Regions from separate parts of the Homo sapiens genome. Here region 2 is linked to region 1. Evidence: read pairs that join two places in POLR2A ChIA-PET (ENCODE). Cell type or tissue: PC-9. All regions are shown on one strand. Links, peaks and the distances in the headings refer to the core of each region. The heading gives the core; the rest is flanking DNA. Region 1 overlaps RYR1 (ryanodine receptor 1). Region 2 has its middle 25 kb from the start of FBXO27.

Region 1 (5,134 bases), core at 5-5,004:
GCAGAGGTTGCAGTGAGCCAAGATTGTGCCACTGCACTTCAGCCTGGGCAACAGAGCAAGACTCTGTCTCCAAAAAAAAAAAAAAAAAAAAAAGAAGAGAGAGTATTAAGGAATTATCTGGGACGGGTCTGTCTCCCCCGTGGACTGGGAGCTCCATGAGGGCAGGGCCTGGGGCTGCCCTGGTCTCCACCAAGTCCCCAGCCCTATCCAGCCCAGAACCAGACTCAGACCCAGAAGAGAGGCTCAGGAAATGTTTGCTGAATGAAAAGAATGGAGGAGTCTCCTTCCTTCTCCGTATGAGGATCATAGCGATACCTAATAAGGACTCAGTGAGATCATTAATGTAAATTACTAAATGTTACATAGTTAATATCGATGCCTGGCAGAGGGTAAGAGCCTAGTAGACAGTAGCGGTGTTGGCGTTCCGCAGGCAAGAGGCAATGATGGTTTGGACTTGGGCGGGACATGGGGATGAGGAAAGCGGGGTCGGGGGGATGTCTGGGAGGCCGAGTGGACAGCCCACGAGGCTGACAGGCTGGGGGATGGGGACAGAGGCATCCAGGGTGAGGCCCAGGGCACTGGTCTGGGGACAGGGGGATGAAGTCACCCCCGCAGATGATATCACTGCTACTAATAATGAGTGACTGTCTTGAGTGCTTACTGTTTAATCAGGACTGGACTAAGCATCTTGCCTATATCCATTCATCTTACCTTCACAACAATGAACAATGCTATCAGATATCAGGGTGTTATCCCCTTTTCCTCACGGAGGAACAAACTGAGGCTCAGGGAGGGGAGGTCACATGCCCAAGATCACGTGACTGAAAACCAAACCTTTGCTGTCAGGCTTTTAAACCTAACCTATATTCCCTCCTATAGGGACATGCTTGGAGGGAAGGCAAAAACAGTCCTTTCTTTCTTTCTTCTTTTGAGATGGAGTCTTGCTCTGTCGCCCAGGCTGGAGTGCAGTGGTGCGATCTCGGCTCACTGCAACCTCCACCTCCCGGGTTCAAGTGATTCTCCTGCCTCAGCCTCCTGAGTAGCTGGGATTACAGGTGCCTGCCACCATGCCTGGCTCATTTTTGTATTTTCAGTAGAGATGGGGTTTCACCATGTTGGCCAGGCTGGTCTTGAATTCCTGACTTTAGGTGATCTGCCCGCCTCAGCCTCCCAAAGTGCTGAGATTACAGGCATGAGCCACCACACCCAGCCTTTTTCTTTCTTTCTCTCTCTCTCTCCCTTTCTTTTTTTTTTTTTTTTTTTCAGGGTTTTGCTCTGTCACCCAGGCTGGAGTGCAGTGGCACAATCATAGCTCACTGCAGCCTCGAATCCCTGGGCTCAAGTGACCCTCCCATCTCAGCCTCCCAAGTAGCTGGGACTACAGTCGTGGACCATCACCTCAGCTAACTTTTAATTTTTAGTAGAGATGGGGTCTTGCTATGTTGCCTAGGCTGGTCTCAAACTCGTGGACTCAAGCAATCCTGCCTCGGCCTCTCAGAGTTCTAGGATCGCAGGTGTGAGCCACCCTTTCTTTGTGGGGCAGTGGTGAGGACTCCCTGAGACTGCGATTCTGCTCTGACAGAATCCTTTGCCTCTCTGTGCTCAGTTTCTCCATCTGTTAAACAACGAGGTTCCCAGCTTCTAGGGCAGCTCCCCACCTCTCTCACTCCTTTTAAAAAATTGTCTAAATTTGTAAATATTAAAAATTTTTTTCTATAAAGACGGGGTATCACTATGTTACCCATACTAATCTCGAACTTTCGGGCTCAAGCGCGAGGCCCCCACTTCGGCTTCCCAAAATGTTGGTTGTTTTTGTTTGTTTGTTTGTTTTGAGATGAAGTCTCACTCTGTTGCCCAGGCTGGAGTGTAGTGGCACGATCTTGGCTCATTGCAACCTCTGCCTCCCAGGTTCAAGCAATTCTGCCTCAGCCTCCCGAGTAGCTGGGATTACAGGCACCTGCCACCATGCTAATTTTTGTTTTTTGTTTTGTTTTGTTTTGACATGGAGTTTCACTCTTGTTGCTTAGGCTGGAGTACAATGGCGTGACCTCAGCTCACTGCAACCTCCACCTCCCGGGTTCAAGCGATTCTCCTGCCTCAGTCTCCCGAGTAGCTGGGATTATAGGCGCCCGCCACCACACCCAGCTAACTTTTTGTATTTTTAGTAGAGACAGGGTTTCACTTTCACCGTGTTGGCCAGGCTGGTCTTGAACTCCTGACCTCAGGTGATCCACCCGCCTCGGCCTCCCAAATTGCTGGGCTTACAGGCGTGAGCCACCACGCCTGGCCATCCAAAGTGCTGGGATTACAGGCATGAACGATGGCACCCTGCCCCCTCTCTGACTCCTAAGAGACCCTGCCTCGCCAGAAAACCTTTGCAGGGCAGGCAGTACCTGGACAGTGTCCACAGGGCAGGGCACGAAGTCGGTGTGTGAGAGGCAGCGACTGGGGCCCACCAGGTGAGGCCCCCGGGGCCCCTCCCGTCGATACTCCTTGATGGGTTCAAGATGGAGTCGCTCTCGAGGGAGCACAGCCTCATGGCATGGAGCATAGCCAGGTGGGGGCAGGAACTTGAATTCACCATGGCGGCCACCAAGGAGGAACCGCACCCTGGGTAAGGAAGGACAATGGGGATCATTGAGGGGAGGTTATGGGGGACAGTCTGTGGTCAGTGGGGGACATGGAAGCAGTCCTGGGATCAATGGAAAGTTCTGGGGAGACCAAAGGTCACCGGGCAGTCATAGTGTCCTGGAGGTCATTTAGAAGTCATAAAAGAAAGTCTAGAGTCAAAGGAATATCATAAGGGAATTAAGAGCCAGGGAGTTGAGAGCGGGAGGGTCTCTGGTTAATCTAGAAGAGTTCAGATGACTGCAAGGTCATGGAACAGTCCTTCAGAGGAGACCCCAGGTCAACAGAGCATTCGGGGTCATTGGAAGGTTGGGGAGACCAATAAGAAGGTCATTTGAGAAGTCACTGAGCATCTGTTACAATTATGAAATAAACATAAACACCACTGAATGGACATTCGGAGAGCTTGGGGTGATTGGGAAAGGACTGGATCATTGGGGGGTCTTTGGAATAAATGGGGTTATTCGGGAGCAGGGTCACTGGGCAAGTCTGGGTCTATTGAAAGGTCATCGGGAGATGCTGGCATTATTAAGAGATTATTGAGAGAGTATGGTGTCATTGGAAGAGTCTGAAGTCATTAGGGGGTTAAGGAGGGTCTGGAGTCATTAGATCATTATCAGATTCTGGAGTCATTGGGAGAGTCTGAGGCCACTGGGGAGTCAAGGAAGGTCTGGAGTCATGAGATCATCAGATTCTGGAGTCACTGGGAAAGTCTGAGGTCATTGGGAGGTCACCGGAAGAACCTTGGGTTGTTGAGAGACCACTAGGAGAGTCTGAGACCATTATCTCAGAGGTTACTGGAAGGACGTGGGGTTAGGGAGAATCTGAGGTCATTGGAAAGAGTCTGGAGTCACGTGGAGGTCCCTGGGATCTTCAAGTAAGGGTTCTGGACACCAGTCAGTCTTGATGGTAGGCTGCAGTGTCCTGGCCTCCTGGGGGACCATGGAGTGACTGGGGAAGCTGTCTCAGGTCAGTCCTAGGTCTGAGGACTGGCCGTGGGGTGGGGGCAAGTTCTCACTTGACACCAGCCGAGAAGCTGACAACAGGGAAGAAGAGCCCGTCCAGGTTGAAGGACTCAAAGACACCCTGCACGGGGCAGCCGTTGATGCGGAAGGAGATGGACGGCACGCTGAGGTCCAGGCAGCAGCTGATCACGTCTTCAGGGGCCAGGAGGTGCTGCCCTGGGGAAGTCACTGGGCGTGCCACGTGTCCTGCATCAGTCACCAGAGATGGGTCAGACGTCACAGGTCCCACAGAACCAATGATAACAAGAGAAAAGGGACAGATATTGGAGGCTCCTGTGGAGATTGCATCCTGGAAACCCTAATGGAAAGTGCTCCCTTGGATGCTCCCGTAGCTCTGAAATGAAGGGCAGAGGTCAGGGTTCCCCTGAAGTTAGGATTCTGAGCTGTGGGGCCAGAGATTAAATCCTCCTGGGGGCCGGATGCAGTGGCTCACACCTGTAATCCCAGCACTTTGGAAGGCCAAGGCGGATGGATCACTTGAGGTCAGGAGACCAGCCTGGCCAATGTGGTGAAACCCTGTCTCTACTAAAAATACAAAAATGAGCCGGGCGTGGTGGTGCATGCCTGTAATCCCAGCTACTCAGGAGGCTGAGGCAGGAGAATTACTTGAACCCGAGAGGCAGAGGTTGCAGTGAGCTGAGATCATGCTACTGCACTCCAGCCTAGGAGACAGAGTGAGACTCCATTTCAAAATAAACAAACAAACAAACAAACAAACAAAATAAATAAATAAATAAATTCTCCTGGGGTTAGAAGTCAAAGATCAGAGATCACAGTAATCTGCGTGGTCTTCTGGGATATCTAGGGTCAGAGGTCACACCTACTCTGGGATCAGAGTTCTGTAGGTAACGAGGATACAAGTCAGAGCCGGGAATCTAGAAGCTCTGGGGTTAGGGTCTTGGGAAATGAGGACTAAAAGGTCAAAAGTTGACCTTTTCAGGGAGTCAGGATCCTGAGAACCCCAAGGTGTATGGTCAGAGACTTAGAAATGCTGGGGTCAATGGTCAGGGGTGAGGGTCCCCTGGAAGGGGTCAGGTACCTGTCCAGAGATGCAGTCCATCAAAGCCGTAGGAATAGAGGTCATCGCCGACCCCGTTGCCGCCCCAGCCCTCGCCGGCCCCAGGGTAGGGGGTGTAGCCCTCGGTGAGGGCCCAGCCCACCCGCAAGTGGGTGGCCTGAGCTGTCAGAAATGGAGTCACCTCGTCCACCATCACCTCAAAGTACCATTTGCTGTACTGCGTGGTGCCTTCCGCTCGGCCCACAAAGATGTTGGGGCGGATGCTGCAGGAGAGATGGGACAGGAGAGGGGGATGACGGAGAGGCAGAGAGGAGAGCCAAGTGGTGGGAAGCCAGAGAGAGACAGACATCCAAAGACAGAGAGAGAGAGATGGGAGAGAGACAGGGAGAAAGACATGGAGGAAGAATCAAGACAGAAACAGGCAAAGATAAAAAGAGAAAACAGAGAGAGAGGGAGAGGGAGA
Region 2 (5,522 bases), core at 239-5,238, 600 kb before region 1:
AAATCAAAACTACAGTGAGATATATCATCTCACCCCAATTAAAGTGCCTTATATCCAAAAGACAGGCAATAACAAATGCTGGCAATGATGTGAAGAAAAGGGAACCCTCGTACATTGTTGGTGGGAATGTAAATTAGTACAACCACCGTGGAGAACAGTTTGGAGGTTCCTCAAAAAACTAAAAATTGAGGCTGGGCGCAGTGGCGCACACCTGTAATCCCAACACTTTGGGAGGCCAAAGCAGGTGGATCCCTTGAGGTCAGGAGTTCAAGACCAGCCTGGCCAATGTGGTGAAACCCCGTCTCTACTAAAAATACAAAAATTAGCCAGGCGTCATGGTGCATGCCTGTCATCCCAGCTACTCAGGAGGCTGAGGCAGAAGAATCAGTTGAACCTGGGAGGCAGAGGTTGCAGTGAGCAAGATCACACCACTGCACTTGAGCCTGAGGGACAGAGCTAGACTCTGTCTCAAAAAAAAAAAAAAAAACAAAACACCTAAAAATTTGAGCTACCATATGATCCAGCAATCCCACTGCTGGGTATATACCCCATAGAATGGAAATCAGTGTATCTGTTAAGGAAATATCTACACTGACATGTGTATTGCAGCACTGCTCACAGTAGCCAAAATTTGGAAGCAACCTAAGTGTCCATCAGCAGATGAATGGATAAGGAAAATGTACATATGCACAGTGGAGTACTATTTAGCCATAAAAAAGAATGAGATCTAGTCATTTGTAACAACATGAATGGAACTGGAGACCATTATGTTAAGTGAAATAAACCAGGTTCAGAAAGACAAACATCACATGTTCTCACTTATTTGTGGGAGTTAAAAATCAAAACAATTGAACTCATGGACATAGAGAGGCTGGGAAGGATAGTGGAGGTTGGGGGGAGGAGAGGATGGTTAGTGGGTATAAAAAAATAGAAATAATGAATAAGACCTACTATTTGATCACACAACAGGGCGCCTATAGTCAATAATAACTCGCCTATTTAAAGATAACTGAAAGAGTATAATTGGATTGTTTGTAACACAAAGGATAAATGCTTGAGGGGATGGATGCCCCATTCTCCAGGATGTGATTATTATACATTCCATGCTTGTATCAAAACATTTCATTTACCCCATAAATAAGTACACCTACAAAAATTAAAAATTAAAAAAATATATATCAGCCTGTTGGTAAAGGCTTAGCTGGGTGGCCGCAGCGGGCTTCCCAACACCCCCAAATTGAACTTACCATCTAAAATGGAGGCTCCTTGGCCAGGTGCAGTGGCTCATGCCTGTAATCCCAACACTTTGGGAGGCCACGATGGGCCGATCACCTGAGGCCAGGAGTTCAAGACCAGCCTGGCCAACATGGTGAAACCACGTCTCTACTAAAAATACAAAAACATGTGCTGTGTCCACTCAGGGTTAAATGGATTAAGGGCGGTGCAAGATGTGCTTTGTTAAACAGATGCTTGAAGGCAGCATGCTCGTTAAGAGTCATCACCAATCCCTAATCTCAAGTAATCAGGGACACAAACACTGCGGAAGGCCGCAGGGTCCTCTGCCTAGGAAAACCAGAGACCTTTGTTCACTTGTTTATCTGCTGACCTTCCCTCCACTATTGTCCCATGACCCTGCCAAATCCCCCTCTGTGAGAAACACCCAAGAATTATCAATAAAAAAATAAATTAAAAAAAAATAATAATAAAAAACAAAAAAAAATAAAAATAAAAATACAAAAAAAAAAAAAATTAGCAAGTCATGTTGGCGCACGCCTGTAATCCCAGCTACTTGGGAGGGAGGCTGAAGAAGGAGAATCGCTTAAGCCCAGAAGGCAGAGGTTGCAGTGAGCCAAGATCTCGCCACTGCACTCCAGCCTGGGTGACAGAGCAAGACTCCATCTCTAAATAAATACATAAATAATGGCGGCTCCTCTCTAGCTGGTTTATAGGCACAAGAATAAGTTCCACTAAACCATGGGTCCTCCCCCACCGTCACCCCCAGGGAAGGCATGAGGGACAGAGACAAACTGCAGCTGTTCTTCCTCCACTTGTCCTTCCTGGAGAGTGCAATAAAAACACCTCCTTTATTTGGTAACATAAGGAATGAGAAAACCCCTTTCAAAGACACGCCAAAGAAGAGATCAACTGCCTTAGTAAACAGATCTACACGTAATGTAGACCGCCAGTTAGGGATGAAGTTAGAATCTCACCACATGATGGATTCCTGTGTCTTCACCTTCGACCAGTACTGGGATCCTTTCAAGAGTGTCATCAGCACCTTCACAGATAGCTCTGCAAAATGGCGGCTAACCTATGGCTCCATTGTCAAGTCAACAGCCCACACTATTTCCCAATGTAAGATTTCACCGTGGTCAGCTGGCCTCATGACTTACATTCCTAAAGGAAATGCATTATCTGACCATTTACTTCCTTCTTTTGTGGCTTTCAGTCCACACCTCTGAAGTCTTGGGGTGTAGCCATCATCTAACTTGTAGGTGTCCTCCCTCATTCCTTCTTCCATGTCATTCTGGAAACCACAGACTCTTACTACAAACCTTAGATCTGTGATCCTCTTTTTTCTACACTTTTTCAGAACATCCTCCTCCCCTTGCACCCCATTGGCCAGAACTAGGTTGGATGCCCATTCCTGAACAAGTCACACCACAGAAGATTAGACTCATTGGATGAATCAGGATGAACGCCGGGGGCTGGGTTAGGCCTCTGCCCTCTTGGGTCCTTACCGGAGAAAGGGTTGAGTGGGAGTAGAGGGTCTTCCCCAGTGTCCACTGCTCTTAGATCTGGGGGTCATGTCCATGGTTTTCCCACATACTGGTCTGCTTCAGTGAGTCCCCACTGGGGTGGACTCCCCAATACCAGTCCACCACCTGGCTGGTGAGCTACCAGGAGACTTTGCTCTGTACTTAAGGCTCCCCTTGTTGGCTGGGTGTGGTGGCTCATGCCTGTAATCCCAGCACTCTGGGAGGCTGAGGTGGGAGGATGGCTTGAGGCCAGGAGTTCAAGACCAGCCTGGGCAAAATAGAAAGACCCCATCTCTACAAAATAATAATAATAATTTTGTAAAAGTCGGCCGGGTGCGGTGGCTCACGCCTGTAATCTCAGCACTTTGGGAAGCCGAGGCGGGAAGATCACCTGAGGTCAGGAGTTCAAGACCAACCTGGCCAATGTGGTGAAACCTTGTCTCTACTAAAAATACAAAAAATTAGCTGGACGTGGTGGCATGTGCATGTAATCCCAGCTACTCGGGAGGCTAAGGCAGGAGAATCACTTGAACCTGGTGGGGGCAGAGGTTGCAGTGAGCCAAGATTGTGCCACTGCACTCCAGCCTGGGCAACAGAGTTAGACTCCATCTTAAAAAAAAAAAAAAAATTGGAAAAACCTACCCGGGGGTGGTGGCGTGCACCTGTGGTCCCAGCTACTCAGGAGGCTGAGGGAGAAGGATTGCTTGGGCCCAGGCGGTCGAAGCTGCAGTGAGCCATGATCGCGCCACTGTACTCCACTCTGAGTGACAGAGCGAGACCTTGTCTCAAAAAAAAAAAAAAAAAAGGGATAAGAACAAGCAGCCAGGCACAGTGGCTCACGCCTATTATCCCAGCACTTTGGGAGGCCGAGGTGGGCGGATCACCTGAGGTCAGGAGTTCCAGACCAGCCTGGAAAGCATGGTGAAACCCCATCTCTACTAAAAATACAAAAATTAGCTGGGCGTGGTGGCGGGCGCCTGTAATCCCAACTACTCAGGAGGCTGAGGTAGGAGAATCACTTGAACCCAGGAGGCGGAGGTTACAGTGAGCAGAGATCGTGCCACTGCACTCCAGCCTGGGTGACAGAGAGAGACTCTATCAAAAAAAAAAAGAACAAGGAAGTGGGGAGCCTGGACTGACAATGGCCACCGTCCTTGCTCAACAGGGAGACCAGTGCAGAATGGACCTGACCCTGTAAATGACAGGTGACGACAGGTCACAGTATAAGTCACCATTTTGTCTCTGCATGTTGTGAACTACCAGTGCCCCCTTAACCATGGCAACAGGGTTGATGATGCTCTTAAGCCCTGTAGATTAGAGAACCAGCTGCAGATGAGCTTCCCTGAGGCTCTGTTCTCCTAGAACCACCATCAGTCAGGACCTGATTATCAGTAGGCTGAATAACGACCCCCAAATATATTCAGGTATGCGATGGTCTCAATGTTTGTATCCCCTCTGAAATTCACATACTGAGGCCAAGAGCAGTGGCTCACGCCTGTAATCCCAGCACCTTGGGAGGGCAAGGCAGGAGGATCGCCTGAGCCCAGGAATTCAAGGTCAGCCTGGCTAACATAGTAAGATCCCTATCTCTACAAAAAAATTAGCCAGGCATGGTGGGATGCACCTGAAGTCCCAGACACTTGGGAGGCTGTGGTGGGAAGATTACTTGAGCCTGGGAGGTTGAGGTTGCAGTGATCTGTGACTCCAGCCTGGGCAACAGAGAGAGACCCTGTCTCTAGAAAAAACCCCCAAAATTCATATATGGAAATCCCAACCCCCAAGGTGATGGTATTAGGAGGTGGGACCTGCGGGAGGTGATTGGGTCAAGAGGGCAAAGTACACATGAATAGGATTAGTGCCCTTATAAAACAGGCCATAGAGAGAGCCCTTGCCTCTTCCACTCTGTAAGAACACAGGGAGAAGACCTCCTCTATGAGGAAGCAGGGCCCTTATCAGACAGCGAATCTGCCAGCACCTTGATCTTGAATGTCCCAGGCTTTACTACTGTGAGAAATAAATTTTTTAAACCTCCCAGTTTATGGTATTTTGTTCTAGCAGCCTGAATAGACTAAGACAGCAACCCAATCCCTGGAACCTATAAATGTTATGTTATACAAAAGAAGCGTCTTTGCAGATGTAAATTAATGATTTTTTTTTTTTTTTTTGGAGATGGAGTCTCGCTCTGTCGCCCAGGATGGAGTGCAATGGCACAATCTCAGCTCACAGCAACCTCCACCTCCCAGGTTCCAGCAATTCTCCTGCCTCAGCCTCCCAAGTAGCTGGGATTACAGGCACGCACCACCACACCTGGCTAATTTTGGTATTTTTAGTAGAAACAGGGATTCGTCATGTTGGCCAGGCTGGTCTCGAACTCCTAACCTCAGGTGATCCATCTGTCTCGGCCCACCAAAGTGCTGGGATTACAGGCATGAGCCACCGCGCCTGGCCAAGTTAATGGTTTTGAGATGAGATTATCCTGGACTACCTGGTAAGCCATATATGCTGTCACAAGTGTCCTTATAAATTAGAGGCAGAGGGAGGTTGCACACAGAAGAGGAGAAGGCAAAATCACTCCAGAGGCAGAGATTGGAGTGATGCAGCCACAAGCCAAGGAATGCTGGCAGCCTCCAGAAGCCAGGAGAGGCAATGAATGGCTCCCCCGAGCCTCCAGAAGGCAGGCAGTCCTTCCGCTCCTTTGACTCCAGCCCAGTGAAACTGATTTTAGACTCTGGCCTCCAGAGCAGCAAGAGAATAAATGTGTTT

What was found. ChIA-PET counts read pairs that join two places held together with the same protein. Peaks named below come from ENCODE experiments on the same cell type or tissue, not always from the same donor. Only the 100,000 strongest peaks of a DNase experiment are listed, where the experiment ranks them.
Region 2: POLR2A ChIA-PET joins it to region 1 with 7 read pairs; 2 of 35 experiments call an interaction of 5 or more read pairs at or near these places.

The regions. Positions count from the first base shown.
Region 1 is chr19:38,457,851-38,462,984 of GRCh38, reverse strand. It overlaps RYR1 (ryanodine receptor 1), which reads right to left. Exons shown (of 106, transcript NM_000540.3): 18 at 4,693-4,934; 19 at 3,647-3,839; 20 at 2,394-2,610. Among named protein-coding and RNA genes, the nearest start is that of RYR1, 27 kb to the right of the region's middle. In PC-9, for the core only: no CTCF peak of the experiment used is centred there; no DNase peak of the experiment used is centred there; H3K27me3 peaks cover 2,050 bases.
Region 2 is chr19:39,054,708-39,060,229 of GRCh38, reverse strand. No RefSeq gene overlaps it. Among named protein-coding and RNA genes, the nearest start is that of FBXO27, 25 kb to the right of the region's middle. RefSeq lists an enhancer at 1,224-1,725. In PC-9, for the core only: no CTCF peak of the experiment used is centred there; a DNase peak (open chromatin) is centred at 2,429.